Regions from separate parts of the Mus musculus genome. Here region 2 is linked to region 1. Evidence: chromatin loops called from intact Hi-C (ENCODE). Cell type or tissue: heart. All regions are shown on one strand.

Region 1 (8,000 bases):
ACACTCGGGGACAGGAGGATCAGGTGTTCAAGGCTATCCTGAGACACTTGAGACCCTGCCTCAACCCTACCCCAAACCGAAAGAAAAACAGACAAGATCAGGTCACACTGGGAGTTCTTTTTCTGTTTTGTTTCTTTGAAACAGGGTCTTGCTTGTAGCCCCTGCCTGTCCTTGAACTTCCTATGTTGACAAGGCTGAGGCAGGATAGAAAGGAGGTCATGAAGAAAAGAAATGAACTCGGAATCCAGCTGAGTCCTCTCACTAGCAGAGAAACAAGAATTCTAGCACAACTACCAATGGCTGAGGCCTTGAACCCCCACCCAGCTCTAAAGGACCCAATTTTCTAGGTCTCTCACCAGAAACCCCCATTTATAGGAAAAGGATGTGTACAACACCTTTTTGTTGTTTAAAAAAACAATAATAAGGGTGCTGGAGAGATGGCTCAGAGGTTAAGAGCACTGACTGCTCTTCCTGAGGTCCTAAGTTCAAATCCCAGCAACCACACGGTGGCTTACAACCAGCTGTAACAAGACCTGATTCCTTCTTCTGGTGTGTCTGAAGACAGCTACAGTGTACTTACATATAATAAAAATAAATCTTTAATACAAAACAAAAAATAACAGAAGCAGAGAAAGCACCCAGCCGAGCTTCCTACTGGACTTACAACCCAGAAGGAAAAAGCTTGTTCTTCTCCCACCACCTTAAATACCTTCAAGTCTGAGGCTCTCCTTTCTACTGCCTGTGTTTTCTTGGGTTCACTTCCTGTCAGCTGATGCCTGCTCTGCCTCTTGAGCTATGATTGATTTTATTTAACCCTGTTTACAGAGCGCTCTTGGATTAAAGGTGTGTGCTCGGGCTGAGCCGCACCACCACAAGAAACAGGTGTTTTTTTTTTTCCCCAGTCTACAATTTTGGGGTTCACAATGTGATCATGTGTTCTGAAACCTTTTTGTGGAATCACAGTGAGTCCTGGCTTCGTGTCTTGTCTATGTCCAAGCTGCTGAGCCATCTCTCCACTCCCCAGACTTGCTGCTTTGGGAGCCCAAATTCAATTCCCAGAACCACATGGCTACTCATAGTCATCCATAAGTCTAGGTTCAGATGTCCAATATTCTGGCCTCCATGGAACACGTGAGGTACACAGACACACGTGCAAGAGAACACCTGTACACATAAAATATTTTTTTAAAAAGAGAAAGCATTGTTAAGTAACCTTTTAAGATATAACTTGAGAGAGAGCAGAATGAAACATTTGGCTAATGCTAAGACCGTTACTTTTGACTCTCCCTTGGGGGGCCATATACCCTTGGGTATTGGGTATGTCTTAATTTTCTGCAGCTTTTATTTACACCCACATTCATGCCCTTGCCTGGCGCTCACTTTTCTCAGTGCCTCTCTTTTTTCCTATTCCTTGTCCTTAAGCCTATATTAGGTTTGGAGATTCACCTGCCCCTGCCTCCTGAGTGGTGGGATTAAAGGCGTGCGCCATCACTGCCCAACATCTTTTTTTGTTTGTTTGTTTGGTTTTTTTTTTGTTTTTGTTTTTTCGAGACAGGGTTTCTCTGTATAGCCCTGGCTGTCCTGGAACTCACTCTGTAGACCAGGCTGGCCTCGAACTCAGAAATCCACCTGCCTCTGCCTCCCGAGTGCTGGGATTAAAGGCGTGAGCCACCACGCCCGGCTCCAACATCTTAAAATGTCTTTAATACAACTTCCAACTTGACTTCATTATACTGGCCAGTCCTGAAGTTATTTTCAATGTTGAAGCCACAAATCCTGGTTTAGGTTGAGCTAAGGTACCTAAAAGATGAGGGGAACACCTAAGGATGGCTGAGGGTGACAGTACAGAGTCTCACCTTTGTCCCCTCATTGCTAAAACTGATGCTTCGAACTTGTAGCCATCCTCCTGCCTCTGCGACATCCTCCACACTGGGACTGCAAGCATGCTCTACCATATCCAACTGGGACTTCTTTTTTTTTTAACTTTTTTTTCGATTTTTATTTATTATTATACATAGGTACACTATAGCTGTCTTCAGATACCAGAAGAGGGCATCATATCTCATTACGGATGGTTGTGAGCCACCATGTGGTTGCTGGGATTTGAACTCAGAAACTCTGGAAGAGCAGTCTGTGCTCTTAACCGTTGAGTCATCTCTCCAGCCCAGGGGACTTCTTTTTAAATGACTCATTTTACTGAACTTCAGTTTGTAGGCTCTAAAATACAACTCTCACTTCAAGGAAAACTGAAACTCTTTTTTTTTTTTTTTTGGAGCCATAGGGATGACTGTGGCCCAGAAACACAGATTCACGTTACCAGAATACATGTTCCAGGTGTGGTAACAATTTCATGAAAATTTCATAATGACTATCTTAGTCAGTGATCTATTACTGTTAACAGACGCCATGGCCACAGCAACTTTTATAAGAGAGAGCACGTAATTAGGCTGGCTTACAGTTTCAGAGATTCAGTCCATTATCATCAAGGCGGGAAGCATGGCAGCACGCAGGCAGACATGGTGCTGGAGAAGTAGTTGAACATTCTCCATCTGGATCTGCAGGCAGCAGGAAGAGAAAGGCACTGGGACTGGCTTTGACTTTTGAAACCTCAAAGCTCACCCCCAATAATATACTTCCTCCAAAAGGCCACACCCACTCCAAGGCCACACCTCCTAGTTCCTCTCAAGTAGTGCCAATTCCTAATGACCAAGCATTCAAAATTATGAGCCTATGGGGGCCATTCCCATTCAGACCACCACAGTGATGAAAAAATAGTTATAAACCGAGGCATTAGCCCGGCCGTGGTGTCGCACACCTTTAATCCCAGCATTTGGGAGGCAGAGGCGGGCAGATTTCGGAGTTCGAGGCCAGCCTGGTCTACAGAGTGAGTTCCAGGACAGCCAGGACTGCACAGAGAAATCCTGTCTCGAAAAACCAAAAAACTGAGCCAGGCGTGGTGGCACACGCCTTTAATCCCAGCACTCGGGAGGCAGAGGCAGGTGGATTTCTGAGTTTGAGGCCAGCCTGGTCTACAAAATGAGTTCCAGGACAGCCTGGGCTACACAGAGAAACCCTGTCTCAAAAAAAACCAACAAAAACAAAAAACCCAAAAAATCAACAAAACAAAACAAACATCAAACCGAGGCATTTTTCAAACCGTTGGTGGAGACCTCAGGCAGGTGAGTCACCGCAAAGCCGGGAAACATCATTTATGGCCCTTACTTGCTATCTGATGACATTCTTAGCCTTTATTGGTGAAAGCTGGCATTTGTACCTTCCAAAGGATTTACCTAATAGTCACAAGGATCTTAGGTCACATACAGAGGTGGCCAATAAATGGCTATTTAGAGGGTCAAGATAACTCAAAATCAATTCGCCTCCCAATCTGCCTTATTCTAGCTTTTCACAAGTGATCAACCTCGTGGAAGGATTAGGAGGTGTGTCCTCGTTGGAAAAGCTGTGATGGGGGTTTGGTCTTTGAGTTTTCCAAAAGCCCGTATCAGGCCCGGGTCACTGTCGTCCGTGCTCCCCTTCCTCCCGCCCCATCCCTGTGTGCTGTGGCCCTTCCACCCCCACCAGGATCATGACGTACAGCTCTCAGCTGCTTCTCTGGTATCACGCCTGCCTGCATGCCGCCATGCTCTCCCGCATGCTAATCATGGACTAAGCCTCTGAAACTGTAAGCAAGCCCCCAATGAAAGGATTTCTTTTTGTAAGTGTTGCCTTGGTCATAGTGTCTCTTCACAGCAAAGACAACCAGGAACTTTGGTTCACAACTTTGATTTGTACTCCTGTTGCGCTAAGCCACTGGGGCCTTGCGCACATAGTAGGTTATAAAAAGTTGTGGAGCGAGATTCCTCCAGAAGCCTCTGAGAACCTTCTGGGATTGGCGGGGACAAGGACATTCCGTCAGAAGGGCAGGGCTGCAGGGTATCTTGCATATCAGCCACCCTGGTCTAGGGTATAGAGTTTGAACTACAACCAGGTTCGGGATTAGGCTCAGATCAGCGGCATCTCGAGCTTCTCAGGTCCCACAGCAGCAGAGAGCAATCGCTTCACGGTCTGATCTGAGGCGCCCGGCAGAGGGCACTCGGGAGCGATCGGGGGGTCCCCCGGAGCTTCCGCTCTAGACAGAACTTGGTCATAGAGTCGCATCACTTCCGGTCCTGAAGGGGCGGGGAGAAGCCGGAAGTCCCGAGGGCTCGGGCGATAGAGATGGAGGAGAGTGAGTACGAGTCTGTTCTGTGTGTCAAGCCGGAGGTCCACGTCTACCGCATCCCGCCGCGGGCCACCAACCGTGGTTACAGGTGACCGTTCCTGGCTTAATCTTCCCGTCCCCCGCCCCGGCATGCACTGCGGGGGACGAGGACCGGTTGTCGGGTTTAGGGGCGGAAAGGATGGAGCCCTGTGGCTACTTTAATCGGGGCCAGACTTAGGAGGGGTCGCTGGCCCTGAGCCGTCAGCGGGACGCCGGCAACGGTCGCAGCCAGCTCCTGGGGACCCGAGAGCGCAGTGGGTTCCCTCGGCGGGGTCTACGGGTCGTGTCACAGCGCTAACCGACAGTCGTGACGGGATCCCAGAAAACCCTGCCACCCGCGGAAATCCCCGCCGGGAGGGCACGGGAGGGAACCCGGCCATCTGGGGGACCCGTCCCACGAAGCCCAGGGACGCTGTTCCTATCTCCGGCTCTCCTGACCCCAGTTTCACCCCTGATCACAACATACTTGCAGCTGGGAGGATACCGCCGCCCTTGTCTTGAGTGAGCGTCACCTGAGGCAAATAAACTCAAATGCCTGTAAACACACGGAGTGTCTCCGGAAGGGAACCCAGGACTCTAGTCTAGGAGAGGAGACACAAAGTTGGACACCTTCCCTAACTGAAAAAGATGAAAAATACGTGGTGTGTCCTGTGCCCTGTGGTGGGGTGTTGCTACTTAGGCTGGGTGGCTCTCGAAGGCGATGGGTGTCTGAGTTGTTTGGAAACAGGTCGTCGGGTACCACAAATGTGTTGGAGGGCCAACTCCATCTGCCCTTTGCGCTATGTAACACAGGCTCATAACATTTTCTGAATGGGTATCTTAGAACACTTAACTGTGTCGGTGCGATGATTTTAAAATAATATTAAAATGACAAGAATGGAGGTCAGCAAGCTACAGCTGCCTGTGCTTGCTTTTGCGTGTCTGGGTGTGGTGCGGGTGCATGCAGAAGCCACAGGAGTTCCAGCCAGTGTCTTGCTTTTTTCATGTCCGTTGTTCCCTTGAGGTGGCCCCTAACTGAAGCTGGGGTTGGCTGTTTTCATCTAGACTAGGTGTTCAGCAAGCCCAGTGAAACTCCTTTCTCTGCCCCACCCCACACAGTGGAGGGTCTACAGGTAGCTGGAGCCAGACCTGGCTTTTAGGCGCTAGAGATCCAAACTCGGGGCCTCAAGCTTGCTCATCTGCACCGAATCATCTCCACAGCTGTCTCCCTTTCCTTTCTTGTTATCAAACCGGAGATTGGCAGTCTACCCCTATCTGTTGGGTCTTCGTTCAGTAGACTAGGGTTAGCTTCTCTTGATCCTCCGGAGGGTGGGGTCACCAAGTATCCAGCCAGGCTGGTTTGATACAGAGGAAGCTGCCCGCCCTACACTCAACCTTTCGGGCTCTCCTTAGCCTGAATCTAAAGCCCGCGGCGCCAGGAAGAGGAACAGAAACTGAGCCTGCTGCCTTGTTAGCTGAAGATGTACATTCATGTGGATCTGCCACAGCTGCCAGCTAGAGTTCTAGAGAGCTGACAGTGGCTTTGCTTAGAACTTCCCAGAAAAGCCTTCTGAAAGTACCCATGGCATTTGCTGTTCAGGGGTTTCTCTTTGCTTCTGCTGCTGCTGCTGCTGCTGACGACGACACTGTTGCCTTCTAAAGGAGCCAAAGAAGGCATTGACGAGGGTCCTCGTTCCCTCCTACCTGGAATACAGCCGAGAATATCCTTCCTAGCCGCTCTTTCCTCCCCCGGACCCTCATGCACTTTTACACTCTTTCTACCAAAGATCCTGTCCCTCTGTACTCCCTCCATGGTCTCAAGGGTCCCCCAGCCGGTTGGTCCCGCTAGCTTGGCATCACAGTGCCTTAACAGACACAATAGGCCCGGAGCTGCTTCCTCTATGGACAGGAAGCTGGGAAGGAATTCCCACTTGGGTGAAGGTCTGTGGTCTTTAGAATAGGGGCCAGCAACAGCGGCTGCGTGTGGGCGTTTTGAATGCCAGCACGCTCCAACTGCCTGCAGTTTTGAATGGCCACAGGCTAAGAATAATATTTTGGACAACTTGAAATGACTGGAGATTTTGAAGACTGTTTCATAACGGAACAGTTACGAGCTTCGGATTCTGAGGACTTCCTGAGGGACAGCCTTGCCAAGAATAGCTATTACAGTTTTCATTTTTACATTTACTTTTTGTATATGTATGGATGTTTTGTCTGCGTGTATCACAGGACTCAAGTTACAGACCCTTGTTATCTGCTAAGTGGATGTTGGGAATCGAACTCAGGTCCTCAGATAGAGTAGCCAATGTTCTTAACTCCTAAGCCATCTTTCCAGCCCTGTAATAAGGACTTTTTTGTTGTTGTTGTTTTCTGTTTGTTTGTTTGGTTTTTCGAGACAGGGTTTCTCTGTATAGCTCTGGCTGTCCTGGAGCTCACTTTGTAGACCAGGCTGGCCTCAAACTCAGAAATCCACCTGCCTCTGCCTCCCAAGTACTGGGATTAAAGGCATGCGCCACCACGCCCAGCCAGGACTTTCTTTTTTTAAGTTTATTTACTTATTTATTGTGTTTATCTGTGTGGACACATTACTGTTACATAGATGTGTACTGTGTCTGGGTACATTGCTGTCACATCTGTGTGTAGTGTGTTTGTGTGGGCACACTGCTGTCACATCTATGTGGCGGTCAGAAGACAATGTGGGGACTTGTCTCTTCCCATGATGCCACACACCTTTAATCCCAGCACTCAGGAAGCAGTGGCAGGTGGATCTCTGTGAGTTTAAAGTCAGTCTGGTCTACAGAGGGAGTTCCGTGCCAACCAGGGCTACACATTGAGACCCCATTTCAGAAGAGAACGGTTTAAACCACATTTGTTGGTGTGTATCTGCGAGCTGGTGTAAGTTTGTGGTCTGTGCACGTGTGCTGTTGTGTGAGTGGCCTTCGGTGGACAGTTGGTGGGAGCTGGTTCTCTCCTGCCCTGTGGAGTTTCAGGGATGGGAAGCAGGTGAGTGGCTGGGCTGTGGTTCCTTTCCCTGCCCAGCCCTCTCACCAGCCCCTGCATGTGGCACAGCATCAGAATAGTCCAGTTGACCAGCAGAGGCTGTGTGGCCTGCGGGGATGGAGGTTTGCCGATATTGCACCCTTGAGCAGGCAGCCTCTCCCCATTCTCTTTCTCGGCATGGGAGGCATGGAGTAGGAGGCTCAGTGTCTTTTGTCCTCCTAGGGCCTCAGAATGGCAACTGGACCAGCCATCGTGGAGTGGCCGGCTGCGGATCACTGCGAAAGGGAAGGTGGCCTACATCAAGCTGGAGGACAGGACCTCTGGTAAAGGCTCAGGACACGAGTTAGGCTAAGATGTCTGAGCTGCCTCCCCCCCCCCCCCCCCCCCCCGTGGATGAGAGAGACTGCTCTGGCCAAGCCAGGCTGTTCAGAGCCATGGCAGGACCATTACTGCAAGATGAAGGCCTCTGGGTGCATCCAAGTGCTGACGTGCCGTGCTTATAATCCCAGAACATGGGAAGACCCTTTCTCACGCAACAAAACAAGGGTGTGTTTGATCCAACACAGAGGGCATTGTTGTTAGCGTATCTTTGAGTGTGAAGCCCAGCATAAAAGCTCCTGGCTCAAGCCAGGCAGTGGTGGCACATGCCTTTAATCCCAGCACTTGGGAGGCAGAGGCAGGTGGATTTCTGAGTTCGAGGTCAGCCTGGTCTACAAAGTGAGTTCCAGGACAGTCAGGGCTACACAGAGAAACCCTGTCTTGA
Region 2 (8,000 bases), 110 kb after region 1:
AGTGTGTCCTGACTCAGGCTGGAGAGATGGCTCAGGCCCCATGCTCGTCATGTGCTCTGCTTCCCAGAGTTTCAATCTTTCTGCTGCTATGAGGTTAGGGCCTGACCTCACGGAGAACCATGCAGCCCGCTCGCCGAGTCCCTGTTCTCAAGGCCAGGCTCTCTCCAGTGCCAACAGTCATCCCACACTCCCTGGGGTCACACTGAGGAAAGCCATCTCTATCATTACCAAGAGGGAACAGGAAGGCCTCAGGAAGGCAAGATGTTTATCTACACTGCATAAAGTTTACCCTTGTGCTATTCAAATGCTGAGTTCTCGGCCCTCATATCTGGATCAATCCTCACATGGGGGGTAGGGAAGGAGGAGGAAGGGAGGGAGGGAGAGGGAGTAAGAGGGGGGGGAGGTGGGGGGGATTCGGATCTTCAAGGAGAATGGAGGATTTGAGCCATAAGGAAGGGGTTTAGAGAGGCCCTGAAAACACTCCTGGAGCCCGAAGAGCCAGGTCAGTAATACTATGCAGGTGTCACAGGGCGGGGCTGGGAGGGAGCCGGATTAGCATAGGAGGCCAAGGTAGATCAGTTAACTGCTCAGCTATTGAGGTGTAGCTTGAATTACACTGGTTTCTCTGTGTGGCTAATGGGGAAGAGCATAAAGTAAAGAAATACAGCTGTCAGATTAATTCACTGCTTACATTTATATTAAAGCTAATTCTTTAACGGCTTTATATATTTTTTAAATTTTATAACTTTAGCCACATATTGCCAAGGTGGGCTTCTGCTGTTTTGTTTGCTTGTTTTTTGAGACAGTTTTGCCGCGCAGCCCTGGCTGTTCTGGAGCTCACAAAGACCAGGCTGGCCTCAAGCTCACAGAAGTCTGCCCACCTCTGTCTCCCAAGCATTGCGTTTAAAACTGTACGCCACCACTGCCCATCTTACTGAGTTTGAGTTGCAAAATTTTTGTCATCTAATTATCTGGCAATATTTTTAATTTTTTCCTTAATAAAACAGCTAGCTAGTACTCATACAAGGTGCACGAAGCTACAGGCTCAACCTCAGCACCTCATACACCAGGTATGGCAGCTCACACGAGCCATGCCAGTAACCCCAGAATTGGGGAGGCATAGAGAGGAAGATTAGAAATGCAAGGTCTTCCTCAGCTACATAGTGAGTTCAAGATAAGCCTGGACTACAAAAGACTGGAGAGAGAGAGAGAGAGAGAGAGAGAGAGAGAGAGAGCGAGAGCGCGAGCGCACGTGCGAGCGCGCTCACGCAAGCTAGTTATTGAGAGACATCTAACTGACTCTAAAGACAGAAAACATGTGATTATCTCAATCATTAAGGGAATCGGATTTTACATCTCTCAAGACCTGAAAGGCATGACCCCACAGGCACCACAATCCCTAGCACCGCAAATAATGGCAGAAACCAGACCTAACTGAGAGCCCAGCAAACCCTCCCAAGCTCTCCTTCGCCAGCGCCTGGCTGGCCCAGACACTTACTTATTCAGATCCACCTCGTACGTCTGCATTCGAGGTTTATCTCCAGTCTTGTCTGGGTCCCATCGGTAAATGGCAAATTTTTTGATTCTGGGAGCTGCAGCAGCAGCTGTCTGTGCCCCTCGACAGGCCTGAAACTTGAAAAAGCCACAAAAAGGGAGGGAGGGAGAGAGAGATTGATTGATTAAAAACTGCAAGGCACTCCCCCACTTATCAAGCATGATGATGGCACTTCTGGGCACAAACACGCTGGTATCCAGCTTCCTTGGAAGGCACGGTCATCAACACCCAACAGATGTTAATCCCCCATGATATGGCAGCTATGGGTCCAGGGGCAGTGACACTGCACTGTAGTGACACCACACCGAGCTTCATTTCTGACACAGACAGAACCTTCGCTCCACAGAACTTATCTGTGGTGACCTACAGTGAGGTGGGACCTGCGTGACAAAGTGCATGGAGGGATCCTGAGGAGGTGAGCTGGGGTCATGGCTGCCCTGCCTAGGGTTTAACTGGAGCCCGATGAGCAGAGTGTTAGTAGGCAGGAGGAAAGGCAGGAGTGAGGCTGCTAGGATGGGGAGGCTGACGTGAGGGCGAGAGCACTGCGGTGGGTTCCTTTTGTCCTGAGAGTCATGGAGCACAATGAAACATCAGTTGATACAGGGTCTCACATGCAGTCCAGGCTGGACGCAAACTTTTCAATCTTTCTCCCTCAGCCTTTTAAATGCTGAGATTACAGGTGTGTGCCACACGACTGGCCTATACGACTTTAAACCAAGGTGGTGACAACATTGTATTATGTATGTACGTGAAATAATGACACTTAAAAGGGAGACTTATTACATGAGATCTGAAGAAACCAGTCAGAAAGCTACTTGGGCTTTTAAAACAGGATGCTATGGCCAGTGAGATGGCTCAGAGGGTCAAGTGATTGCTATGGTGGCCTAAAAACTCGAGTTCCATCCCCAGAAGCCAGGTAAGATGGACAGACAGACAGGACTGACTATCCACACAGTGGCATGGGCTACTTCCCTCATCATACAAACAGAATAAAGTTTTTTGTTTTTTTTGTTTTTTTTTTGGTTTTTCGAGACAGGGTTTCTCTGTATAGCCCTGGCTGTCCTGGAATTCACTCTGTAGACCAGGCTGGCCTCGAACTCAGAAATCCACCTGCTTCTGCCTCCCAAGTGCTGGGATTAAAAGTATGTACCACCACTGCCCAGCATTAAGTATTTGTAAAGAATCCCAACATGACAGCTAGGGTGGTGGTGCATCCTTTTAATCCCAGCACTTGGGAGACAGAGGCAAGTGGATCTCTTGAGTTTGAGGCCAGCTTGATCTACAGAGCAAGTTCCAGGACAGCCAGGGCTACACAGAGAAACCTTGTCTAAAAACCAAAACCAAAACCAAAACCAAACCAAACCAAACCAAAAACCCAACATGGTAACATTTTCAAACTGGCACAGGACTCTCGAAAAACACTTGGGAGGTGAAGGCAGGATCATGCAGTTGAGGCCAGAGGAGGCTAAGACCATGCATTTCAAAAGAAAGCACTCCTCCCAAACCCAGTGAAAGCTCACACTGAGGAAACCTGGTGAAGAAAACAAGATGAAGAATGTCTGAACACAAATCAAATTAGGGAACAAACAAGTTCTGCTGTGTTCCACTGCATCTCAGCAAAACCAAGTCTCTGCCATGTGAGTCAGACAGCCGGGGACAATGACCCTGAGCCGATGGCCATGAAGCCCCATCCTCCTGCCTCTGCACCCCCATGCTGGGTCAGCAGGGATGGCCTACAATGCCTGGTTTATGCAGGTGCTGGGGATAATACAGACACATCCTGCGCCCTCTTCTGGACTCTCCAGGTAATTACGACCACATGCATCCGTATTGCGATTCTTCCCTAATGGATGCTGTGTAGCATCGTGCACACTGACATTAGATGCAGAACAGCAGCTCACAGGAACCTCAGTGCTGCCCAGTATTAGGAAGGGGAATATGAGTAACCCCATGAGAAGCCTGTGTCCCCTCGCAGTTTTTGTCCTCTCCCCTAATGTGTGTGCCTAAATCTATATTAAAACTTTTGTTTGAAACAAAACCATATTTATTCCGATTGTGTGCATGATGTCAGAGGTGAGGATGCGCTCGTGTGGAGGGCAGAAGAACACTTTGCAGTAGGGTCCCTCCTTCTGCCTTCATGTGGGCTCTGGGGGCGGGGCTCTGGTCATCAGGCCTGACCAACATGCACAGAGTCATCTCCTTGGCTCTCGGAGTTTTTCCTAATAAACTTTTGCTTTAAAAAAAAAAAAAGACTGTGCAGACAGGGAGATGGGCCAAAGTGTGAGACTTCCTTCTTTCCCTCCCTCCTTGTCCAGCAACTTATGTGCCAAGTTCCCCATGGGAGTGGAGACTGAACACATCTGCAGCTCAATCTATGACTCTAGTGAGCGTGCTATGTGGGAAGAACATCTCTAGACAATCTGCGAGGAGACGAACTTCCTCTAGCTTCTTCAGGGGTGGGCCTGAAGCTAGACAGATGACACAGCCACCAAGAGGGAAGGTGGGCGAAGGCAGGAAGGCAAAGGCAGCATGAAGCCAAACCCACACAGACTCAAGGGGCAAGCTTGTATCTGAAGTGTGTTAGTGTGTTTGCTTCCAATCCAGCCCTGTTACCTTTGAGCTGTGTTTTCTTTAGAGAATCGCTTAGCCAGTCTGGTCCCACTTTCCCCTTTGCAAAGGGGAGGGTGGAGCCGATACCTACTTCACAAGGAGCAAGCCAAACTGCTGGCACAGCTCAGGAAATGATCTGTGCTTTTCTTTCTTTTTTTTTTTTTTAAAGATTTACTTATTATTATATCTAAGTACACTGTAGCTGTCTTCAGACACACCAGAAGAGGGCATCCGATCTCTTTAAAGATGGTTGTGAGCCACCATGTGGTTGTTGGGATTTGAACTTAGGACCTTCGGAAAAGCAGTCAGTGCTCTTAACCTCTGAGCCATCTCTCCAGCCCCGATCTGTGCTTTTCAACACTGGCTTATATATGTATTTGTATTGTTCTGACTGCAGGCGGGCATTCCAGGCGTCTGCCCTCCTGGAGTTCATAGTCCAGACGGAGAAATAAGGATGCTACTGGTAGTTAACCGAGTGCAGCTAAACTCCCACAGGCAGGACTGCAGTCCAGAGGTGCACATCACAGGACTGAGAACCAGAACTGAGGATGGCGCTGTTTGAGCACAAATATGCATTCCCACAGACAGGAGGCCTCTGGAAAGTAGGCAAAGGCCTCTCCTGAAATCCTACCAGAGTCCGACCTTTGAAGCCAGCCTCTTCTACACTCAGAAAGCCCAGCCTGAGCCTGAGAAGTCACCCCTTACAGCAGGGCTCTTACAACTCAACTGCTGCCTCAGCAACGAGGAAAGAGGCTGAAGAACAAGGTCACCAAGAACCATTAACTGGACAACCTATCATGTGGCTCCTCCCCCAAACCGACACACCCCCTTTGTTAGCCACTGATTGCTGCAGCTCTTCAACTAGGGGTGGGGCCTTGTGAAATTTCTCCCATTCCCCTTGGCACGGACTGGTGTTGTGATTATTCATCCCATGTTCTCAGCCCTAAACTCGTCATGCATAAGGAACACTAAATGCACTTAAGAGATTGTGTATGTATATATTTAGCAATGATAATTAAAGAAGTCATGAGTGTGAAAGGGAGGGGAGGCATGGGAGGAGAGAGGGGGTGGAAATTATTTAAATACAGTACTCATGCATAACATTCTCAACAACAAAAACAGAATCATTAACTGAATATCTGGGACACCAGCCTGAGGCTCTGGTAAGGCACTGTCTGTTTTTGTTGAGACAGGGTCCCAAGTAGCCCAGGTTGGCCTTGGATTCCGTGTGGGGCTGAGGATGTCCTTAAACTCCTGATCTTGCTGCATCAGCCTTTGGAGTGCTGGTGTGATAGGTGTGCATGCAAAGGGATGCACAAGTCGGGTGGTGGTGGTGGCTCACACCTTTAATCCCAGCACCCAGAAGGCTGAAGCCGGAGAATCTCTGAGTTCCAGGCCAGCCAGGGTTGCATAAAGACACTGTCCGAAAAGTCAAAACCTAACCAAAACAACACTAAAATTATCACAGGGTGGAGATTCATCTTAGCACTTTGGAAGGAGCAGAGTTCAGTTCCCTGCACGCATATGGCGGCTGATAACCACCTGTGACTCCAGTTCAGGAAATACAGCTCTCTTTTCTCCACGGGCACATGGTGCATATACATGAAAGCACACACTCATACACACACACACAAATCTAAAAAAAAAAAAAAAAAAAACCAACAAAACCCCCCAAAACAAAATGGGAGTTCCTGTTGTCCGCCTGTGAAGGACTATCCAGAAGCCCAGAGGAGGACTGAATGGTATCTGTAAAGTAAGGAGAGGCAGTTTTTCTCGCCTTTCTAAATGCTTCTACTGTGCAGCTCCCGAGGATACAGGGCGTGTGGGGAGACCTATGACAGAGCTACTACAGAATTATTAACAAAAGCAGCTCCAGGCTCTGCCTGTCATCCCATGCCAGCGGTATGAGATCAGTGCCGCTACACACCCCTGAATAAGCACGCTTCAGGGAACCGGGTCTTGCCTGCAGACTTCCACAGTACGGATCTTTCAAGGGGTCGGGGTCGCTTTCTTTCATGTCTCCCTTCCTCTGCGGGTCAAGTGCATTGCCTTGCAGAGTCCACCGCCCTCCGACCTGACCGATCCAGACCAGCCTAACCTGGAGGTGCGACCTGGCCTCCCGGGTCCCACCCCAGACACCCCGCAGGCCTCCCTTTCACACAAGCCTGGCGGAGTACAACTAGCAGGATTTGATTCTGGGTCCCGACCACAGGTCGCTCATCCTATGACCTTGACCTCTCCCTGTCCTCCTCCCAGACCTCTGTCTTTCTGTTCTCTCTTCCAACCTCCTCCCGGCCGCGCCTCTCTCTCCGGTGATGGAGAAGCGCGGAATGGCTGTCTGAAAGGATGCTCAAGAGCAGGATGCCGGGTTAAGTCCTCCCCCGAGGCCTGGACCCGGGCTCCTTCCGCCTCTCCGCGGCCTCTCTACCCAGGCAGCCTCGGTGACGGGCACGGCTCCCCACTGAACCACGGCTCCCGGGCTCACCTGCAGGCCGACTCTGCCGAGAACGGCAGCCGGGAAGCCGCGCTTCAAGGAGACCCCGACCGTCGCCGCCATTTTGGCTCCTGACGTCAGCCCCACCCCTTCCCCTCCGGCATCCCGTCGAACACCGCGGTGGGAAGCCGGCCTCTCACCCTGAGGACCGCTAGCCGCCTAAGCGCCAACGAGTGGAAGGCCGCTTCCGGTTTCTCCGAGCCAATGTACAGGAAGTGCGTGTGTGCAGCAGCGGCCCGTAGGGCGCATGCCCACTGGGCTTCCTATGTTCCTAAGGTGACCTCTGGAGTCTGAGGGGCGGGAGAGGGAAGGGTAGCGTGGAGGGGCGGGGCAGAGGCCAGGAGGGCGGGGCTTTCCTATTCTGCTGGTGGCTGTGATTTTTAACCCTTCTCTACTTGCAGTGGTGTCTGTCAATCACCTGTGACTCTTGTCTGGTCAGCTTTGTGCTAAATCTAGAGAACCTGTCAGTCCCTACCTGATTGGGACACTTGTTAAGTGACTGAAGTGATCAAAAGATGAACGTCACGTCGGTACAGAAGTTGCATGCCCGGCATATGGAGACAGTAGGAGAACCAAGCTCACCCTCCGCTACTTAATGAGGTCGAGTCCATCTGGGATACTTGAGACCCTGCCTCAAAACACACAAAACCAAAACCAAAGCAGCCAGAAAGGGTACCTAGTATGTGGCTGGTGCCAGCCTCTGGAATGCTGTGGTAAGTGAGCGAGCTGCTCACCTAATTCCTCTCTAACCCCAAGGAAGATGACAATAGGAAAGATGGGTGATGTAGCTTATAGGCTGTCCACCAAGGACCCACAGGCTGTCCACTGTCCCCAACTTCAGATCTTCCTACAGGTAAAGAACTGCAGAGAGCTGGGATTACAGCTGTGTGCCACCATGCCTGTGTGTGCTGAACAAGCCTTCTACTAACCGACCTGTGTCCTCAGATTTCGTCAGTTTCCTTAGTCACCTGAGCTGCTTTTTTTTTCTGGCACTTCTAGACAGGGTTTCTCTGTGTAGCCCTGACTGTCCTGGAACTCACTTTGTAGACCAGACTGGACTTGAACTCAGAAATCCGCCTGCCTTTGCCTTCCAAGTGCTGGGATTAAAGGCATGCGCCACCACTGTCCAGCCTTTCTGACACCTTTTATGGGTTCTCTCAGAGCCCCCCACCCTCTGACTGGGGATTTGACCACCTTGGGCAGGCGTGATCTTGGTATCCCAAGTCACTTGGTCTCTTGGGGCACCCAGTGACTTTGCTGGTCCTTGTTACCAGAGGAAGGATTTGATTTCTTTCCGCTCACCTTTGGCAGAGGAGGGCACTGTTTATAGTCTTGGGTTTC

The links. Hi-C counts contacts between places; a loop is a spot of excess contacts. Peaks named below come from ENCODE experiments on the same cell type or tissue, not always from the same donor. Only the 100,000 strongest peaks of a DNase experiment are listed, where the experiment ranks them.
Region 2: it touches region 1 in a loop (4-fold over the local background); 4 of 42 quality-filtered maps call a loop at or near these places.

What each region holds. Positions count from the first base shown.
Region 1 is chr4:141,074,520-141,082,519 of GRCm38, reverse strand. Necap2 (NECAP endocytosis associated 2) reads left to right here and starts at 4,163. Exons shown (of 8, transcript NM_025383.4): 1 at 4,163-4,307; 2 at 7,460-7,560. The coding sequence starts at 4,216. In heart, a CTCF peak has its summit at 4,078 (motif pointing right); DNase peaks (open chromatin) are centred at 4,159 and 5,679; H3K4me3 peaks cover 2,073 bases; H3K27ac peaks cover 1,245 bases.
Region 2 is chr4:140,960,127-140,968,126 of GRCm38, reverse strand. It overlaps Sdhb (succinate dehydrogenase complex, subunit B, iron sulfur (Ip)), which reads right to left and starts at 6,856. Exons shown (of 8, transcript NM_023374.4): 1 at 6,651-6,856; 2 at 1,499-1,632. The coding sequence starts at 6,722. In heart, a CTCF peak has its summit at 3,344 (motif pointing left); DNase peaks (open chromatin) are centred at 3,376, 3,926, 4,996 and 6,846; H3K4me3 peaks cover 2,756 bases; H3K27ac peaks cover 2,174 bases.